Linked DNA regions of Mus musculus: region 2 is linked to region 1. The links are chromatin loops, found by intact Hi-C in ENCODE. Cell type or tissue: heart. All regions are shown on one strand. Each heading gives the region's core, and the rest is flanking DNA. Links, peaks and the distances in the headings are about the cores only. Region 1 has its middle 10 kb from the start of Gm34325. Region 2 overlaps Spg11 (SPG11, spatacsin vesicle trafficking associated).

The links. Hi-C counts contacts between places; a loop is a spot of excess contacts. Peaks named below come from ENCODE experiments on the same cell type or tissue, not always from the same donor. Only the 100,000 strongest peaks of a DNase experiment are listed, where the experiment ranks them.
Region 2: it touches region 1 in a loop (7-fold over the local background); 2 of 42 quality-filtered maps call a loop at or near these places.

What each region holds. Positions count from the first base shown.
Region 1 is chr2:122,554,053-122,565,116 of GRCm38, forward strand. No RefSeq gene overlaps it. Among named protein-coding and RNA genes, the nearest start is that of Gm34325, 10 kb to the right of the region's middle. In heart, for the core only: a CTCF peak has its summit at 4,490 (motif pointing left); a DNase peak (open chromatin) is centred at 4,459.
Region 2 is chr2:122,065,123-122,076,186 of GRCm38, forward strand. Spg11 (SPG11, spatacsin vesicle trafficking associated) reads right to left here. Exons shown (of 40, transcript NM_145531.2): 22 at 10,173-10,378; 23 at 9,382-9,490; 24 at 7,724-7,883; 25 at 6,933-7,187; 26 at 5,743-5,943; 27 at 4,747-4,854; 28 at 3,617-3,779; 29 at 1,123-1,337; 30 at 1-534. Among named protein-coding and RNA genes, the nearest start is that of Eif3j1, 42 kb to the left of the region's middle. In heart, for the core only: a CTCF peak has its summit at 4,964 (motif pointing right); no DNase peak of the experiment used is centred there.

The DNA of each region.
Region 1 (11,064 bases), core at 1,484-9,483:
AAAGTTGAAAACACACATTGAACCCCACACAATAATAGTGGGAATTTTCAACACACCCACTCTCCTCAATGAACAGATCATGGAAACACAAACTAAACAGAGGAAACTCAAATGATTGAGAAGCACCTAAAGAAATGTTCAATATCCTTAGTCATCAGGGAAATGCAAATCAAAACAACCCTGAGATTCCACCTCACACCAATCAGAATGGCTAAGATCACAAACTCAGGTGCCAGCAGATGTTGGCAAGGATATAGAGAAAGAGGAACACTCCTCCATTGCTGATGGGATTGCAAGCTGATACCACCCCTCTGGAAATCAGTCTGGCAGTTCCTCACTAAATTGGACATAGTACTACTGGAGGACCCAGCTATACCACTACTGGGCATATACCTAGAAGATGCTCCAGCATGTAATAAGGATACATGTTCCACTATGTTCATAGCAGCCTTATTTATAATATCTAGAAGCTGGAAACAACCCAGGTGTCCCTCAACAGAGGAATGGATACAGAAAATGTGGTGTTCTTTGTATCTTGATGGGTCTTGTTAAGACCCTGAATACAGTAATTATGGGACCTTTGTTTATGCTTTGTTCCTTAACTACTCAGTTTATGCTTTGTTTGTTTCTTGACTACTTTGTTTATAACTTAGGACTGGCCATATTGTTTGTATGTATCTAGAATGATATAAAAGCAGACTGGAAAAGGATAAACCCTCTTCAGCCTCAGAACTGGCTGTTATAATGTTGTCTAATTGTCTTTTTCTTTTCAATCCTCACTCTCTCCCTGGAGACCCCACTGGCTGGCATTACTGTTTACAACTTTTCTGGACTCAGCTAACCTTTCCTGACTTTAATTCCCTGAACAGCTTTCACTGATTTATCTATACTCCTGTCTGAGTCTGATGGCTTTTTTACTCTTGTCTTTTAGCCAAGTTTATGGTGAGAAAGAACAGAAATATGTAAAAAGAGAAATTTAGCCAAGAAAGATATTTGAGCCCAGTTAAAGTTGTGAGCAAAGTTCTCACGACAAAGGAGCCACAGTAGTTAAAGGAATAAGCAGGGTTAAGGAGAAGCCTTACTCTCTGCATTGAGACACTAGGAAAGGCCTGCTGAGGGCAAAGGCCTACCCAACCAAAGGCTTTAGGGTATGAAAATGGAGATTCACGTGAAAAAGAATGCTTAAACAAAGAGTATTCATGCAAGGGTTTCCTAATTCAAAACAGCTTCTGAGGAAAGTTTGTCCCTAGATTTGGCTACCAACTACACAGGTCACTATAGTTGTGGTGAGAGAGGCCAGGGTAGATCTGTGCTAGCTGCAAAACTTGATGTTACTGTTCATGTGGTACTGGGTTTTTAGGCATGCGAGATACAAGAGTTGGTACAGCCTTTATGGAGGCCTTTACCAAGGTTCAAGGGCTACCCACACCCACTGGACTCCAGATGAGGTCACCAGAGTCCTGGATGGTGGACAATGCAGGGTTTGGAGTTTCCCACACTAGGTTTCAGTCTCTGGTCGGCGGTTATCTGTTATTTCTCTACTCTTTCCTTTGGGAATGGGAATGTTTATTCTGTGCCATTTTATGTTGGAATTACGTAATTTCGTTCCCGACTTTACAGGTACTCAACGTAAAGAGATTGCTTCGCATCTCAGAAAAGACTTTGGGCTTCTAGACAGTGTTGGAGCTTTAAGACCTTAAAGACTTTGGAATTGGATTTGAATGCATTTTCACCATGAGATGGCAATGAGCCTGTTGGGGCCCAGGGTTAGGATCCTATGGTTTGAGTGTGAAATGTCTCCTGTGGGCTTATTTTAAATAAACACTTGTTTCTAGCTGGTAGTGATATTTCAGAAGGTTGTGGAACCTTCTGGACATGGGGTCTAGATGGCCCAGGAGAGGATCAGATCTGGCTCCAGTTTCAGCCTGAGCTCGCTGGCCAATCACTAAGTTATGAGCAAGTTGCCTTCTCTCCCGCTGCAGTGGACAGGGCTGTCCTCACTGCTGTGATCACTGCTGTACTTTTCTCATCCTGAGACTGGTTAAAACAAGTGGCCCTTCCCCTAAGTCACTTCTGTCTGGTATTTTGTCCTACCACTAAAAATATATTCTTTTTTTTCCTTTCATAAATTTTTATTATTTAAATGTATTTTATATACCAAACATTAATAATATTATTTTGAGAATCAAATAATGCATAAACATTTGTTCAACTTTTATATTCATATCTTTTCATATCCTAAAAATATCATTAATGAATATTGAATACTATCCATAACTGAGGATCCTATACCTAATGTTGAATATTAAATTGTTTCAAAACATACAAAATATTCTTTGGGAATTAAGCATAGTAAAAAATGAATGGCCCTTCCCTTAAGTTGCTTCTGTCTGGTATTTTGTCCTACCACTAAAAAAAAAATATTCTTGATGAAGCAAAATGAAACTAAATTTAATGTATAAACTCCTAGAACAAAAACAAATGGAAGTGGAAATATCCTAATATTCAAATAAGTTTTGTGCTCTAGATAATAGCATTATACTGCGGTTGACCTCTTGTTCTTGATGGTGATACTTATATAAGATGCTAGCATTAGACAAAGCTATGAGGAAATGATAAGTTGTTTCTGTAACATTTCCTTAAGCCTGAAATTAGTTAAAAATAAATTGGCTTTGGATTGTTTGAAACAAGGTTTCCTGTGTAGCTCATGCTGGCCTGAAGCACAAGATCTTCCTTTATATGTATGCACCACCATATCTCGCTTCAAAGATCAATCTTAGAGCCACAAGAACTAAAACAATTAACATTATGTGTACCATTATCGGTGCATAGAAAGTACAGCACTACCTAGAAGGAATTTGTGTGTGTGTGTGTGTGTGTGTGTGTGTGTGTGTGTGTGTGCATGGATGTACAATTATGCATGCCTAGATATGTGCAGAGGCAAAAGGAGCTCAGGTGTCCCGCTCAATCTCTCTGCCTCATTTCCTCTAGAAAGGACCTCTCACTGAACCTAGTGTTCCCATTTTCCCCTGGATTCTGGCTGGCTAGTGAAGAAACTAGATTGTTTATGCTCATAATCACACCCATCTTTTACATGGGTCCTAGGGATCTGAACTTAGGTCCTCATGTTTGAACACCAAACACTATCCACTGAGACATCTCCCTACCCAGGGAGATCTTGAGAATCATAATCAGAAGGGTCTGGAGAGTTGGTTTAATGTTTAAGAACACTTGTTACCTTTCCAGAGGACTCAGGTATGATTCCCAGCACCCACATGTTACATGAAGGAGGGCTGAGGGGAGACAATCTTCTCTGTACCTCCAGTCCTAGGGGATCGTAAGCACAGACATGCTGTGGTGCACAGACATATATGCAGGCAAAATATTCATACACATAAAATACTTTTTAAAAAAATTATTTTTACCTCTAGTGCAAATATTGCATGTATAAGATAAAACAGATGAATAAAGTAACATCTCTAATACCAGAAGAGGGTCTTGGTGTTGGACTCTCACTCTATCAATAAATCAATTCAAACAGAAGTAAAATGGGGGGGGGGGTGATACTGCACTAGACTGAGAGATGCACAAAACTTCCAAGACTTAAAAGAATCTCAAGAGATGTAACTAAGTTAAATGAGTAACTTTTTGTTATTAATTTTGACTCTACAGGATAATTACAGTTTTTTCTTAGGTAATAGAAGAAATTAGCATTTTGGATATTGAATGACATTAAGGAATTAAGGACAAGATATGGCATTGTGATTATGCAAAAAAACCTATTTGCATAGTTCTCTTTTTCTTGTTTTGAGATGAGGTCTCATTGTGAAAGTTGACGTTGATCTAGTGGTCCTTCGGCATTGGCTTCCCAAGTGCTTGGAGTACAGCTGAGTGCCATCACACTCTGCTTATTCACATATTTCTTTTGAGATGCACATTGAATTATTTAGAGGTGACATATGTGACATGATCTCTGAGTTTGATTTAAAATTCTCTAGCCATATGACATGAAAGAGTAGACAGGATAAAACTAATGCACAGAGAGAAACTGGGAGCTGGGCACCTGGACTCCCCCCTTTTGCATTTGCCTGGAAAGTTTTATAATAAAAAAAATCTTAAATGGTTTGAAAAAGAATTATACTATGGTAAAATGAAGAAAACCATTAGGGGTAACAGAATACAGGAACAGCAGAGGAATAGGGCAGCTACTGTCCCTTGGGCTGAGAAAGGATTTCGAAAGAAGTAACCAATTTGGAAGTGCATCCATCTCTCTTACTGATAGCTAGGTTTTCTAGCAGAATAGAGGACTGGCCTACACCATTGACTGATGAAGTTTGTCCCCTTGCTCTGCCTGCAGGGCTATCAAGTGGGAAATTGAAGGCTGGAGTTCTGGGAAGCAGCTCATTGGGTTCTGAAAGAACTAACAGGAGAGGCTCAGTGGGGTGCCGCTGAGACTTCTTGGTAGGCAGCACCCCCTAGTGTGCCAGTACTGAAGGGAGGAGAGGGAGGGAGGGACAGAAGCCTTCAAGCTTACTTGTTAAGAGTTTATCTCTTCAGTGAAGCGTCTCCTAGACAGACTCTTCCTTTTCTTCCCATAAACTTCCCAGGATGTAACACCTCAATATCATGGTCAGTTATTCATCTACTCCTTCCTTGCTTAAAGTGCATTTTAAATAACAGAACTAGACGTTGCAGGTATCCTAGTTAGATGTGATTGAATGAACATCTTTTTGTTTCTGCTGCCTGTCCCACACCCTCTAAAATGACAATTATGTCAAACTGTACAAACACACAAGGACAAAGACACTGGGCAAAATGAAAACAGCGACCACCTTCTGAAAGCCATGGAGCAGATGCAAGAGTGGAATCTGACTTAGTGGAGTGGTGTGGGGCATTGGGCTCTGCACAGACAGGCTGGCCTCCAGTTGAGCTGAGGTCTGAACCCCGGAAATAGTGATAATTCACCTATGTGACACAGTAGGCGTTCCCTTATGCTCCTGGAACTCTGGCCCCTGCCTAAGTTGCCTCCCCCCAACCCCCAAACACACAAGAGAAGTATGGCTAGAAGTCACGTAGGCAATGGCTCAAGCTTCTGACCTTCAGGCTAAACTCCTCCCCAGTTACCTAGCAACAGTGAAGACCATAAAAAGGGCTGCTCAGCCCCACCTTGCTCTCTTACTTGTCTCTCACCCCTTTGTTTTCTTACCTCTCACTTCTCTCACTCCTCTCTCCTCTTTCCTCTCTCTTTGTCTTCTCCTCTCCTCTCCTCTCCTCTCCTCTCCTCTCCTCTCCTCTCCTCTCCTCTCCTCTCCTCTCCTCTCCTCTCCTCTCCTCTGCTCCCCCCTCTCTCTTCCTCTCTAGCCCCCTCCCTTCTCTTTTTTCCCCTGAATTTCTATAATAAAGCTCTAAAACCATAGAGAGTCTCTTCTCATCAAGATCCACTGTGCGCACACTCGCAGATGTTGGGAACCTCTTCCCTCATACCTCTCTCCTATAACTTTGGGACTTTAGCAAGGTAGCTCTGGGAATCCCAGGTAGGGCTGTCCCTTAGCCACCCCCCGAAGAATGGGCTAGAGGATGCCCACCCAGGAATGAGCAGAAGATGTATGGCAGTCCTCCCATGCCTGACTGACCAGAGAATAGGTGGAACTCTGGAGGGGCGTGGGTCTTTCTCCCTTCCCCCACTTCCCCAGGGCCCCCTTTTTAGTTCCCAACAGAATGGTAACCAGTAAACCATCAGTGAGGGAAGCGCAAGTGATGGGGCACTAGAAACCTCTGAATGGATAAAAGTGTCTGAGATAAAAATACAAGTCACAGTGGTGGGCAGGGTTGCTGTATTCACAGTGAAAATTCTGTGAAAGTCAATATGAAACATAGATGTCTTCTCTCCTTTCTCCAATTTGTTGTGGTAAATATTTAATATTAATTGAGAGTTTCTACCCATTAGTTCCCAGATAAAAGACACAAAACCTTTTTTACTTATGATAAGCCTTTAAAGCACTAGAGCTAGAACTAGAGGGCAGATATCTACCCTCTTAGCTATTAGCATCTACTCTCCTCTCAATAACCCCAAGTTATTTAATTTGCCATGTTCCAATTATTAACTTCAATTGGGTAGCCCTCATGGCCATGTTTTCATGACTCACCTACTCCATCTTCTCTCCACTCTCTTGCGGTCTCCTGCATTGGACTCCAAGCCCAGGAACCAAACCCTGCCCGTCTTCTGTCCAGTTATAGACTGTAGGCATCTTTATTCACCAATAAGTGATAACTTGGGGGAAGGGCAAGGTTACATAGCATCACTTGGTCTGCATGAGAATCTCCTCATCCTCAAGGCAGCCAGGACCAGTGTTTAGCCATGGCCAGCCTCTCTTTTTCTACCTTTTCTCCTTCCCCCTGCCTTTCTACAATAAAGCTCTAAAACCATAGACTGTCTCTGCTCATCAAGGCCCGTCATGCTTGAACGATGGGATAGGCTTTCCCCTAAGGAGCCCCATCTAACCTCCCGCTGGAAGGCCTTCCTGTGCTCCAGCCAGGAACTGGACCAAGGACTCTTGCCAGTGTGAGAACCATCCAGTGCTGCCCTCTCCCCCTGTTCTCTCCTCCTTTCTGCCCAGGAGCTGACCGAGCCGCCCCCAGGTACTCAATTTGTTCTTGGCTATTCCGTGATATCCAGCATGGGATGCTGGAGGCTGAGAACCTGGTACCTAGGGCTGCCCCCTTGTCCACCCCCAAGGGCTGGGTCCATAGTTTCCCACATGGCAGCACACGGGTTATCTCCCACTTCCTCTTTCCCCCACACCCACTGCCCCGCAGGCAGCCAGACTCACCTCTTCAGACATTCCCCACTGGAAAACTCATTAGCCTGAACTGGAGAAGCCTCCAAGTTTAAGGAACTCTTCAGACTTAGGCGGCCTCAGCCTCCCTCCTATCCTGTACCATCCCTGTTGTGGGTCTCAGAGTTTTTCCACAGTTTTATTTTATTGTGTTAAGATCACTCAAGGTGAAATGTCCACACAAAGTTCAAAACCTTTTATGGTGAGACAGTTTCATATGTGAACATGATGAATTTTAGTTATTACCACCAGCTATCCTTTCTTTCATCCGTCTGTCTGTTTGTCTGTCTGTCCGTCTGCCTCTCTTTTTCACTGGACCCTTTCTTCTTAGAAAGTCTCCATCTTGATTTTGTGTCTTTCTGTGTGTGACCCAGTAAGTTCGGTTAGTTTATTATTGCCTGAGTATGGGCAGGAGGTTACCTAATAGAACTTAACAAGCAACTTAACAGTGGTGACACCACAGAATGTTGACACCCCTCCCCCCAGAACTGTGAACCACTAATCAGAATATAGGGGATGGGAGGGGCTTCATGGCTCCTCCCCCATCCTTGATGAAATGTTGAGGGCTCTGATCTTTCGCAGATAACCACAGCCGCAATGAGTCAGGCATGTAATGGCTCTGGCATGCTTTTTCATTTAGGGCTAAGAACTCCATCGTCATTTACTGTAGACACTTGGGCCAGCTATTTCTGCATTAACTGCCATCCGCAGTAAAAAAAATCACTGATGAAGACTGGGTGAGACACTAATATATATGTATACACGTGAGTATTTTTGACACCATAACTGAGCTTTTTGACAGCATAACTGAGCACTGAGCAAAACAATGGTCGTAGGTTCCTCTTAGGGTCTATGGGCTCCATTAGCCACGGTATCTTCACCAATTTATCTAATCAGACACGAGTTCTTATCTGCGGAGCAGGTCTCAAACCGAATCAGAAAGTGATTGGTTACTACCATAACAGCCATGCCACATCTTGCCTGAAGGTTGCTCACTATTGTTGTCTACATGATTCACAGGGGGATAAGACCGTTGATCTCTTTTATATACCAGGAGCCAATACATTTTTATTGTGCTGTGTTATACAGCAGACTGTAAGAGCTTTTTTGTCTTCCTTAGCTGATATGGTATGATAGTCTTTGCTCTTAAACATATGATTTAAAGATCACCTCAGACACTCAAAGAATACCTCCAGAGAAAAGAAATGCATACAATTGGCAAGAAAACATCATTTAAAGACCTTAAGATCTACTGTTGATAGTAAAAGAAGATATAGCAGGCTCCCCTCCCTAGAAAGGAAGCTTTGAGGGGGGAAAAATACCATTTAAAAGGATGCTGTAAAAATGCAAAGATACCATAGCAGAAATTAAAAATACATAAAATGAAAATTAAAAAGAAAGCAGGTTCTGGGCATAGGCCAATGGCAGAGTGCGTGCTCTGTGTTCAATCTTCTGGGTTCAGTCTATAGCCACCCCTTAAACAAACCAAAGAAATGAACAAGACCAACCAACTAACTGCAACATCCTCCCCACACCTTCAAAAGCAGAAGGAAGAGAGGCAAGGAGACCTCTCCACTTTGAAGCTGCTGTCCCCACAGGTTACAGTTTAGAGTTGCAATGCTTTCTTTTCCCATTTCACCACTAAGATACCAGAACAGAGAAATTTCCCAACAGGCAGTGGAAACAATTCTTTATTCTGGAATTAAGTATTTCAACCTAAAACAACTCCATTAGATTGAACACCAACCTGTTCAGTTAGTCAGGTTGTTCACTTACCGACAAGATGGAGCCGCTGGTCTCCAGACCCTTGCTCTCTGTAACCACGTCCTTAAACCATCACCCCTCCCCAATCCTGATTAAGATCTCTCTTAAACTAGATTTCAAAATACCTCATCTTCCCCCTGCCTCTGAGAGACTACCAAGACAAGAGACTACCAAGACAGGGAAGTTTAGAAAATGTAGCTTTGTTATTCAGTAGGCTATTTTGGTAATGTTTGTTTGTTTGTTTGTTTGTTTTCGAGATAGAGTTTCTCTGTATAGCCCTGACTGTGCTGGAACTCACTTTGTAGACCAGGCTGGCCTTGAACTCAGAAATCCACCTGCCTCTGCCTCCCAAGTTCTGAAATTAAAGGTGTGTGTCACCACTGCTCGACTTATTTTGGTAATTTTTTTTATTATGTATTTTCCTCAATTACATTTCCAATGCTATCCCAAAAGTACCCCATACCCCCCCCACTTCCCTACCCACCCATTCCAATTTTTTTTTTTTGGCCCTGTCGTTCCCTTGTAATGGGGCATAAAAAGTTTGTGTGTCCAATAGGCCTCTCTTTCCAGTGATGGCCGACTAGGCCTTCTTTTGATACATATGCAGCTAGAGTCAAGAGCTCTGGGGTACTGGTTAATTCATAATGTTGTTCCACCTATGGGGTTGCAGATCCCTTTAGCTCCTTGGGTACTTTCTCTAGCTCCTCCATTGGGAGCCCTGTGATCCATCCAATAGCTGACTGTGAGCATCCACTTCTGTGTTTGCTAGGCCACGGCATAGTCTCACAAGACACAGCTATATCTGATTCCTTTCAGCAAAATCTTGCTAGTGTATGCAATGGTGTCAGCATTTGGAAGCTGATTATGGGGTGGATCCCTGGATATGGCAGTCTCTAGATGGTCCATCCTTTCGTCACAGCTCCAAACTTTGTCTCTGTAACTCCTTCCATGGGTGTTTTGTTCCCAATTCTAAGAAGAGGCAGTGTCCACACTTTGGTCTTCATTCTTCTTGACTTTCATGCGTTTAACAAATTGTATCTTATATCTTGGGCATCCTAAGTTTCTGGGCTAATATCCACTTATCAGTGGGTACATATTGTGTGAGTTCCTTTGTGAATGTGTTACCTCACTCAGGATGATGCCCTCCAGGTCCATCCATTTGCCTAAGAATTTCATAAATTCATTCTTTTTAATAGCTGAGTAGTACTCCATTGTGTAAATGTACCACATTTTCTGTATCCATTCCTCTTTCGAGGGACATCTGGGTTCTTTCCAGCTTCTGGCTATTATAAATAAGGCTGCTATGAACATACTGGAGCATGTGTCCTTCTTACCGGTTGGGACATCTTCTGGATATATGCCCAGGAGAGGTATTGCTGGATCCTCCGGTAGTACTATGTCAATTTTCTAAGGAACCGCCAGACTGATTTCCAGAGTGGTTGTACAAGCTTGAAATCCCACCAACAGTGGAGGAGTGTTCCTCTTTCTCCACATCCTCGCCAGCATCTGCTGTCACCTGAATTTTTGATCTTAGCCATTCTGACTGGTGTGAGGTGGAATCTCAGGGTTGTTTTCATTTGCATTTCCCTGATGATTAAGGATGTTGAACATTTTTTCAGGAGCTTCTCTGACATTCTGTATTCCTCAGGTGAGAATTCTTTGTTCAGTTCTGAGCCCCATTTTTAATGGGGTTATTTGATTTTCTGGAGTCCACCTTCTTGAGTTCTTTATATATATATATGATATTAGTCCCCTATCTGATTTAAGATAGGTAAAGATCTTTTCCCAATCTGTTGGTGGCCTTTTTGTCTTATTGACAGTGTCTTTTGCCTTGCAGAAGCTTTGCAGTTTCACGAGGTCCCATTTGTCAATTCTCGACCTTACAGCGCAAGCTATTGCTGTTCTATTCAGGAATTTTTCCCCTGTGCCCATATCTTCAAGGCTTTTCCCCCACTTTCTCCTCTATAAGTTTCAGTGTCTCTGGTTTTATGTGAAGTTCCTTGATCCACTTAGATTTGACCTTAGTACAAGGAGATAGGAATGGATCGATTCACATTCTTCTACGTAATAACAACCAGTTGTGCCAGCACCATTTGTTGAAAATGCTGTCTTTCTTCCACTGGATGGTTTTGCTCCCTTGTCGAAGATCAAGTGACCATAGGTGTGTGGGTTCATTTCTGGGTTTTCAATTCTATTCCATTGGTCTACTTGTCTGTCACTATACCAGTACCATGCAGTTTTTTTTTTTTTTTTAATCACAATTGCTCTGTAGTAAAGCTTTGGGTCAGGCATCGTGATTACACCAGAGGTTCTTTTATCCTTGAGAAGAATTTTTGCTATCCTAGGTTTTTTGTTATTCCAGAAGAATTTGTAGATTGCTCTTTCAAATTTGTTGAAGAATTGAATTGGAATTTTGATGGGGATTGCATTGAATCTGTAGATTGCTTTTGGCAAGATAGCCATT
Region 2 (11,064 bases), core at 1,778-9,777, 490 kb before region 1:
CAGCTGCCCGATCAAAGTGTTCAGTGACTCCTGCTCTTTGTGTTTCAGTCTGTTCTCACACGTCGTCTTGGATGGAAGATCATTAAGGCCTAAGTATTTGGATGTGTTCAAAGCAGCGAGCTTGGAGAAGGACAGCTCACTGGCTAAGCTATCAAAAGAAAGTTCAGCAGCAGCCAACTTGTGTTGAGAGAGGCTGGGCTTGGCTTCCTCTTCAGCCCCTCCACATGTGTGCTGGGCGACGCGGCAGATCCAAATCTGTTTCTCCAGCCCCTCCAGTTCCTCCACGGGAACCGGCTCTTCTTGGGCAAGCCAGTGGCCAGCCAGAGTGAGCAGCAGATGGCGCTCCTCAAGGCTGCCCTGTTCAGCAGGGTGCTCACTCACCTCGGGGGCTTGGCTAGAGAAGAAGGAAGAGGCTGCTCTCTTTGAAATAGAGTTTTTCTTAAAAATTTCATGGCATTTTTTCCAGAAGCCAAGTCTTTCTTGTTTCAGGGACCACTGCGGAGTGTGTGTTAGTGTTTGCATTTCCTGAGTTAACTGAAATTGAACAAAGCAGACATCAGCCTTGCCTGGGTCAAGAAGCATCATCACAGACATTAACACTTCCTAAGGACACGCTGGCTGCAAGCAAATCTAGTGAGTGCAGACCAGCCTGGGCTGCAGAGGGCGCTGGATGCAATTATGTGGAAAGTTAGTATGAAAACGGTTCTCAGTCCATCTGAGAGCCAAGGGAAAGCCACCGTATAGTTATCCTCTTCAAAAGCAAACAGCTGGAGTGCACCTCACAGCAGTGGTTCTCAACCTTCCTAATCTGTGGCCCTTTATACAGTTCCTCATGTTGTGACGCCACCCCACTAACCACAAAATTATTTTCATTGCTACTTCATAATTGTAACTTTGCTACTGTTATGAACCACAATGTAAATATCTGGTCTGAGACCCCCCCAACAGGGTCATGACCCATGGTTGAGAACCACTGTTCTATAGGCCATGCTTACATCAAAACATACGTCAGTTACTATATCAAAAGTGTACTCACTTCTGAAGCAGTCTGGGAAAGGGCTGCATTGCCTATGGACTGCATCCCACTGGTTCTGTTGGGAGTTTGAGTAACTTAAGATATACCTGTTCAATCAGCAAGCTGTCCACAGGCAGGGCTGCTAACTCGGCCACTCTCCTAGCCACAGCAAACTGCCCATCTGCTTTTAGCTTCTCCAAAATAGATCTACATTCCCGCTGAAAGTTCTCAGTGCTGTAGCTGGAAATGACTGCAGGGCTAATGGCGATAGGTGTGTCCTTCAGCACTTGGCTGAGGAGACACAGCTTCTGCACGTCTGGCCCTGTGCAGGAGAGAGGGCGCGGTTACACGGCAGTGCTGCTGAGGTGACAGAGTGGCAGGGGACAGCAGGGTGCCTAAAGGGGAAACGGGGGCCTTTCTTTTTCCTTCCTTCCTTCCTTCCTTCCTTCCTTCCTTCCTTCCTTCCTTCCTTCCTTCCTTCCTTCCTTCCTTTCTTCTTTGTTGTTTGTTTATTCTTTTGAGACAGGGTAGCACAGAGTCTGGGCTGGTCTTGCACTCATTATATAGCTAAGGAAACCCCTGAATTCTGACTCTTCTGTTTCTACCTTCCAAGTGCTAAGATTACAGGTGCATGCCATGTATCCTGTAAAAACAAGCCTTCTCTTCTGACTGACTGCAGAAGCCACTAAGGGCAAGTCCTTACATACTCAAAATGCTAAGTGCCATTAGGACACACATATATGTATACATGAGTATGTATATAAATATACCTGTGTATGTATGAATATATTCGCATGTATGCCAAGGGCACTCCGGTGGAGTCAGCTTGTGAGGCAGAAATGCCAAAAAGCTGCTCATGAGAAATGAATTTCTAGGACTCTCCTCCTGGATGTCTGGTGAAAGTCAGCTCTCTAGTTTGGGTCAGTTTGACAGGCGAAAAGCCTGGAAGCTGTTCACGAGGATAAGAGTTCCATGGAAATTTTCCTCCCAGAGTTATGGCATTTCTTTCCCTAACCCATAATATTCAAATTTCCACCACGTTAGTCTAATGTATAGATTCACGTGCACTCTATTAAGAATTACCTTATAGTAAATGCCTTTTAAGATTGTATTCTAACATAGCTAAAGCCTTTTCCCAGTGTTCTTAGATTCCAGATAGCAGCAAGGAGTTTAACCTATTCAGTAACTAATTAAGCACTACCATAAAACAATTAAGCACTAGCCATTAATTCAGTTGTCTGCAGAAAGAGTCTGGAATTCTCACTGAGATAGAAATTCATATTACAGACTACATTCCATGCCAAGAGCAAATTAATATACTATACTGATAAATGAGGATCCTTCAGACAAGATAATTTAACAAGGCCTAGAGAATTTTGGGGTCACTACATTATTCTTGAGGCGTGTCAAGAGTTAACAACCCTGGTGCTATTAACACTAAGTGTAAAACTCTTGCCTGGCAGAAGGTGCTATTCTCTAGTGTAAACATTTATCTGGTCCCTACAAATTCCCTTTGAAGTCACTCCCCTTGCATCTGTGCTAATCTCTAGTGTTAAACATTTATCTGGTTCCTTTTGAAGTCACTCCTTTTGCACCTGGAAAAATTCAATGTGCCTTATTCTGTTATGATTTGCAATTTACTCTGTATTATAAAAAGTCTGAGGCTCGACTGGAAAATTACATTCAGATCCAACACCACTCTTGCGTGTTTGTCTGTCTGTCACTCCATCCGACTCTTTGCTCATCTGCTTAAGAGATCCCATTCCACACAGACCAGGGGCCCAGAGGGTCTGTAGCACATGTATATATGGCATTTAGCACTTTCAGTGTGTATATATATATATATATATATATATATATATATATATATATGAGTGTATGTGGTATGTGTGTGAGGGAGTATGTGTGTATACCTTGCAATATCCTTAGTCAAAGTCTGGCTGAACTTGCCCACCTTGCTCTAAGAACTGGTAGCGATAAGATTAGCACATGAAATCAGCCTCTACTATACACATGTGGCTTTTATTAGACAGGATCTTACTGTGAAGTCCAGACTGGCCTTGATCTCATGACAATCTTCCTACCTCAGCTTTCTGGGCACTGGGCCTATAGGTGTGAACCACCATGCTGTCAAGTGTCTCAGATTGGTGCTCTTCAATATCATAGTAATCCGCTAACCTTGGAGACAATGACTCAGGTTAGCTTGCTCATTCCCCCCCCCCACCTCTCTGTGTGTGTGTGTGTGAGAGAGAGAGAGAGAGAGAGAGGGAGAGGGAGGGAAAGAAGGAGGGAGGGAGAGGGAGAGAGAGGAGACGGAGGGAGGGAAGAAGGGAGGGAGGGAGGGAGGGAGAGAGAGAGAGGAAGAGAGAGAGAGAGAGCAAGCACACTTGCAAGAGCGAGCATGTATCAGCTGCTTAGAAGGACTGGTTGCACTACAGTAGATGCTGCTGTTACAGATGACCTCTTCATGCTCAGTTATGGATGGACGTCAGTGTGCTGCTATCTATCCAATATATCTAATATTCTGACCGCCTTCCAAAAATAATTCCAACATACAAGAGCTAACAACTTGGCAGCAGCTTCAGAATAAAACTGTCTTACCGTCAGAGAAGAGCTGCTCAGTGCCAACAAACAGTTGGAGGAGTTTCCCCAGCTCATACTGCGTCTCACACTGCTGCGGCATAAGTTTCAAAAGGAAACAAACCTGGTCTTTCATCCACGAGGCAGGTATGATAGGAAGGACCCTTGCGGCCACTGTGTCAAGCTAGGAAAGACAACAGAGGCTCAGAAGAGTTTGTGGGAATGAACAGGCAGAACCCCATGAGGCCGGAGAGGTGGCTCAGTGGTTAAAGGCACTGACTGCTCTTCCAAAGGTCCTGAGTTCAATTCTCAGCAACCACATGGTGGCTCACAACCATCTTTAACGGAATCTGATGCCCTCTTATGGTGTCTGAAGAGAGTGACAGCGTACTCACAGATATAAAATAAATAAATCTAAAAAAGGAAAGAAAAAGCAGAACCCCCAAATCTGGGATCAAGAAAGCCCCGAACATTCCCAAGGCTTCTTACTACTCTCATGGGCCTATCACAAAAGGAGGGTCTGTGCACCCGACAGATGGCAGGAAGCAGTGATGGGGACAAAGGCAGCTCTGCCACTCTGCAGGAAGTGCTGGTGAGGGGGCTATGTGTGTGACAGTCCAGAGTGCCAAACTCTAGGAACCACCGAAGTCCCAGGCTTAAATGCCTCCTACTATCAAATCAGTCCCCCTGTGCTATTCCTAACCAACCATGCTTCACTTGGCAGCTCCCTAGAAGGGGTCTGGGCTTGTATTTGAGCCCAGAAGATTTTTTAAAAAGATTTCTTTATTATTATGTCTAAGTACACTGTAGCTGTCTTCAGATGCACCAGAAGAGGGTGTCAAGAGCCAGCCTGCATTTGACAAAGAACCATCCCTCTCTTCTTGGTGTCCACAGCAGGGACCACTGATCTCAGCCCCACTAAGTTTGGCTACTCCACCAGGACACAGATAACAGTAGCACATGACGTGACACTTCTGTTTACGGTAACTACAAGTCACAACGCCACCTGTCTGGCTTCTCTGAAATGACAGTGACTCATTGTCAATCACATGGCACAACCAGTTGTCTACTGCTTCCCCATACCACCCACCAGCATGAAGACCTGCCAACCAACTTTAGACCTGAGAGGAGGACACTCCAATTCCACCTACTGTTTCAAGGCTTTTCTGGAACTCCAAAAGTTTAACTTTGGCTTTCTCGTAATTCTTGAAGAACATACACAGTTCATACATCTCCATAATCAATAGAAGTGGGGAATCCTTTGAAGAAGAGTTAAAATTAGAAAATCCAGATCATCAAAGATATTAATAATGGAAGAATCAAATTAAGTTTCCCATGTTATTTCCTTTTGGGGGAAAAAATTAACCATCCACTAGGCGGCGCTATGGCCCCAACAAACATTCCCGGAGGCAAAAGAGCACCAGCCACTTACCCTCCTACTGGTTGGTCTCTGTGGTATCAACTAGCCTATTTTTGGTGGGGTTGTCAGGCCAGAAAAGAGGAATTTAGGATTAGAAGTGATGAATCTGAATTGTAAGCGTGCCTACTTGAGTATGTGCGGTTTGAGTTATGTATTAGTTATCAGTCTGTAAAAGAAAGGTAATGCCACTTCCTAACACACAAAATATTTTTATAAAGTATTGTGAGAACTTACTAAACCAATACATATAAAGTACTCTGCTAAATAAATACAGTATATCTCAAAGGTCCTAGGGCTGGATACCCAATACTAAACTAAACACACACACACACACACACACACACACACACACACACACACACACACACACACACACACACACAAGTTCTATTACCATTAATATTTCTTGTGTAATTCTTTTTTGGTTTTTTGAGACAGGGTTTCTCTGTATAGCCCTGGCTGTCCTGGAACTCACTTTGTAGACCAGGCTGGCCTCGAACTCAGAAATCCGCCTGCCTCTGCCTCCCAAGTGCTGGGATTAAAGGCGTGCGCCACCACGCCCAGCTACCATTAATATTTCTTGTTGACTTTAAAAAAAAAAATCCAGGTCTGATAATAAGAAAAAGCCAAGGAATGCTATGTTGACACCCTGAGGTTCTGGAATGTCTGAAGTGTGTGTGTGCACTCATGAGTGTGAGTGCATATGTGTGTATGTGTATAACAATACCTTAATAAAGAGCTGGAAACCTCGGATGAGAGTGTGGCTCTTGCGTCTTGTCAATACAGTTCTCCAGATGATGGACAGGTCCTTCAGGCTCCAGTGATGGTCCTCTACAGAGATCTGAATGTGTCCCATTGCTTCAGCTGCAACCTTGTCCTCCACGGAGGTGACAATCCAAACACAGAGACAGGAGACAACACTGGCACCCTACCATTGGATAAGAATGTTTCAAAATGAAGGAACTGGGCCTCGATCACACAGATGGACAAAACTCCACTAACTAGCTGGAATCAGCTTGTGAGAAAACCTTCCCCAACAAGGTGCTAAGGAAGAGGAGGAGGGTGCCTGCCTAGCAGAGCACCTTCCTGAGGGCAGCCAGAAACTGAGTCCCCACCGTAGGCTTCACTGGTGCCAGGAGACAGCTTAATGGACAGACAGCCTGAGGTCTGACCTTGGAAGCAGGTGTAAGAGCCTCACAATTGTCCCCTGTAGCTACTTCAGGCCCCTCCCACCTTACTGCTTGCTTCCTTCCTTTCCCTTCTTCCTTCTTCCTTCTTGTTCTCTGTTTTGTCTCTGCGTACATGAGCCCATGTGTGTTAATGCTCACAGAGGCCTGAAGAGGACAACGGATTCCCTAGAGCCAGAATAACAGGCAGCTCTGAGCACTGAACTCCAGTTCTCTGCAAGAGCAACAAGCACCCCTAACTCCTGAGCTAGCTCTCCAGCCCCAGCTCATTACTTCCTCATGTGTGCATGTACACACCTGTCATGGACCTATGGCTGTCAGCTATTTCCTTTCACCTCGTGAGTCTCAGGATTCAAACTCGTGGTCAAATTTGGTGTCAAGGGGCTTTGCTGGTCTGTGTTTTGTTCTGTTTTGTAGTTCTGACATTTTGAAAGACTTCCTTGATTTCTAATTGTGTGTGTGAGTATCTGAGTGTTAAGTGTGAGTGCTGGTGTTCATGAAGCCCAGAAGCCTTGAAACCACAGAAGTCTGCGTTAAAAGTGGCTATGAGCCACCAAATATGGGTGCAGGGAAGTCAGTCAGGTCCTCTGTGAGAGCAGTGTGTGCTCCTAACTACCAAGCCATATGAGACCGGGTCTTAGTTTATGGCCAGCATCCACCCCTAGCCTGCCACTGTCCTGACAAAGCCACCAAGCAGGTAGAGTTTTAGCACCCACTGTGGCCAGCTCACCTGCACACACGAGGCCAGGACACTGAGGATGGGAGCCCGATGTCTCACTGCCTCAGCCAGGAGCCAGCTCCAAGAGGTGGACTCATCTGAGCACCGGTGGAGAATTTCAAAGAAATTACTCGTTTCTCCTTTGTTTTTCTGGAGTTCCTGGAGGCAGCTGTCATCCCTAGAGATGGACCCTGATGACAGTTTCTCAGAAGCCAGCTTCAAGTGGCTCTGAAGGACAGGACTGAAATACTGAAGAAGAGATTCCACCTAGAGAGACGATTAAAACACACTCAGTGTTCTTTTTCACAGAGTGAGTTTTTACAAAAAGCCAGGTGGTAGTGGCACTTTAGTCCCAGCACTTGGAAGGCAGAGGCAGATGGATCTCTATGTTAAAGGCAACTCACATTACAGCCAGGGCTATACAGAGAAACCCTATTTCAAAAAAACAAAAAACAACAACAATAAAAACAGGGCTCAGGATGATTCTTTATAATGCTGAGCTGTGGGAGAGAAGACCATGTGATGTTTGTTACAACATCCAGCTATCTGGCCCAGGGTGGCTGGGCTAGAACTTGCAATCCTGCCTCCCAAGTTTCCATAGTACTGAGACTGCAGACCCGAGCACACAGTTGGTTGCTTTTAAGGGAATTTGAGTGAATGTCTATGTTAAACCTAGAATCCTAGAAACTTGTCCACATCTGTCCAATGATTTGGCCCTTGCCTGACACCAGGTTATAGACTCAGCCAATGTGGGTCTCGAGCAGACAGTCCTGGAGAACACAGTGCCAGGGAGTGTGGTTTACCTCTGCTGGGTGGTAGTTATGCAGCTGGCTGTGGACCAGGAACTGCAGCCAGTCATTGGCTTTGGCACATTCTCTAAGGTAGGACACGCTCAGCTTCCTGTCATGGAGCATGCAGAACTGAAGCACTAATGCCCACTGGCTGCTGGACTCACTGGACAACCTATAATAAAATTGGGGATGGACAGCAGAGGGAAAAAAAAAAGTCATTAAAATAGAGCTCTCAGGGATAGGCAGAGGCAGGGGATATCTAGGAGTTCCAGGCCAGCAGGGCTCCATAGTGAGACTGTCTCAAAAAATGGAAATAAATAAGTAAATAAAGTATAGCTTTAGGGGGGCAGAGAGATGACTCAGTGGCTAAGAGAGTTTACTGCTCCTCCAGGTAACCCAAATTAGGCAGCTCACACCACCCTGTAATTCTAATTCCAGGGGATTAACATCTTTGGCTTCTATGGGCACCTGGACACATATGTGCACACGTGTGTGTGCTTGCACACACATACCCTTTATATAATATAGATCTAGTTTAAAATTTGGAAATTAGTACAAATTAAATAAATTAACCAAAACATACTCTCAAAGAAAGGAAGGAAGGAAGGAGGGATGGAGGGGAGGGAAGGGGAAGGGAGGGGAGGGGAGGGAGAGAGCGTCAGCCAGCTTGCCCAGCCTGCCCAGCGGTAGCACATACTTTCAATCCCAGCACTCAAGCAGAGACAAGATCTTTCTGAGTTCGAGGCCAGCCTGGTCTACAGAGTGAGTTCCAGGACAGCCAGGGCTACACAGAGAAACCCTGTCTTGAAAAACCAAAACATCATCATCAACAACAACAACAACAAAACCCCAAAACAACAAAAAAACCAAAAACCCTTTCACCAAGGGCAGGCAGGGTCACCCGGCAGTAGAGCACATGCTTAGCGTGTATGAGGCTGTTGGTTTGATCTCCATGTGGTAAAAATAAATATAATAAAAATTTCATAAAATATGTAAAAATAATGAACATATGCTTTTAAATATATATCAAATAATTATTGCACTACTTAAAAAAAAACTAGCCAAATGTGATGGCACAGGTCTTTGAATTTCAGCACTCAGGAGGCAGGGGCAGGTAGATCTGAGTTTGAGGCCAGCCTGGTCTACAGAGCGAGTTTCAGGACAGCCAGGGCTACACAGGGAGACCCTGTCTCGAAAACAAAACCACCCTTCCACCTCTCTTGGGCTGGAGAGACACTTAGTCGTTAAGAGCACTCGCTGTTCCTGCAGAGAACCCATGTTCAGTCCCTAGCACCCACATGCAGTTCCGAGCACCCACACAGCTCACAACCTTTTGTAACTTTAGTTCAAGGGATCTGGCCTCTAAGGACACTGCACTTCTGTGGTACATAGATATACCTTCAGACAAAACACTCGTATACATAAAATAAAAATGATCTTAAAAACCCACCACGTCTCTTGCCTACAAAGCAGAACAGATTTCCCTCTCATCTGAAGAGAGGGAGTCCCATGGGTAGCTACTTTCTGTCTGCCCTATGCTGGCTGAGTAAGGCCACGGGTTGGGGGTGGGGAGCTGATGAAAGTGCAGCAAGCTATTTGAAGGAAGAGCAGTCCAACACAGGTTGGCACAGCCAGGCTTACTAAAGAGGCTGGGGTTGCAACTCACAAACCTGCTAAAGCCCTGCTGCTCAATGCTGTCCCACACGCCTTCCTCCAAGAGAACAAGCAGCTCTTCTGTGGCTGCTCTGTCACCGTCAGCAAGCTTAGACAGCTTCTCAGCTGTAAGAAACAGGCAACAAGACCTCGGTGGCCACAGCTGCATAGCTCTGTAGCTCCAGCTGAGCGAGATGGACTGCGCAGGCTCAGGTCAGGGTCAGCCTACGCAGGACAGAACACGTTGGGACCATATCTCTAAATAACCAAGAACCGAAGGAAAAGCCGCGTAAGATCAAAGCCATCAAGAGGGAGCATGGGCTGTAAAGCCCCTGGGTAACTCATGCTGGCCTTGAGTTCTTAGTGATTATCCTGCCTCAGCACCTCCAGGACCAACTGTAATAGACTGTGTGTAATCTATATATGGGACCATGCAGTGTGTATGTGTGACATGTAATGTGTGATGTGTATATGGGGTGCGTGTAGTAGTATATATGTGTGACATACACTGTATGTGTATGGAGTATATGTGTATGTGGTAGGTGTGTGTGTGTGTGTGTGTGTGTGTGTGTGTGTGTGTGTGTGTGTGTTCAATAGAAAAAGTCAGACCTGGGTATTTTTGTTAAATTAATGAGGCTCAGGGTCATTCAAACCCAATTAAAATGACTTCTAAGAAAGTGAGATTAATAACATAAACTTTCATTTCCACTTCAGGACTTTTGACCTGTCCCTCATTTCCCGTGGACAACATTTGACCTGTCCCTCATTTCCCATGGACAACACGTGGCAGGGTGCAAAGGTGCTGTACCCAGAGACTCTCTGATGAAGCTGGAACGAGCATCTTCATCTCTACGCTTGGAGCCCAAAATTACATTTGCCATTTTCAGGTCAACTCTGAGCTTGAGGCTGCTGAGGCCAAGCAATTCTAAGAAGCAGACACAGGCAGCCCCTACCGAAGGGTTGGTGAAGGAAGAGAGCCCTAAGGTATAGGCCTCCTTGCCTACTTGCTGGATCCTAGAAAATAAAGAAATCAAAATTATATAAGATATAAGCATTACTTCTCGCACTGGCTGGGGACATGGCTCAGTGGGTAAAGATACTTGGTACCAAGCCTGACAACTTGGTTTGCTCTCCCAGACTCACACGGTGGAGCGATTCAGCACACACACACTTTCCTGTAGGCCAGAGAGACGATGGCTAAGCACCCAACAATGCTTACTAATCTTGTCGAAGACCCAAGTGTGGTTCCCAGCACCCACACCAGGCAGCCCTCAACTACCTCTAACTCCACCCCAGAGGCCCTGACTTTCTCTCCTGGATTCCCACAGCCCCCCTCACCAGACATAAAAATACAATAAAATCTTTTTAAAAAAGCTGTCCTCTGACTTCCATAGGTAACTTGATGTACACACACCCTGACATCACACAGACTCAAACCATTTACACCATACATTACACACACCACACAGACACACAAATCACATATACCATCACACACAGACACATACACAAACCATGTACACACATACACCATACACACCAAATGCAAAGCACATTATACACACACAAGAACAAACCATTTACATCATACATCCCAAACATACACAAGCACACGCGCGTGTACACAAACACACACACACACAAACACACACACACACACACACACACACACACAATTTTAAAAGCTGCTTCTCACCAGG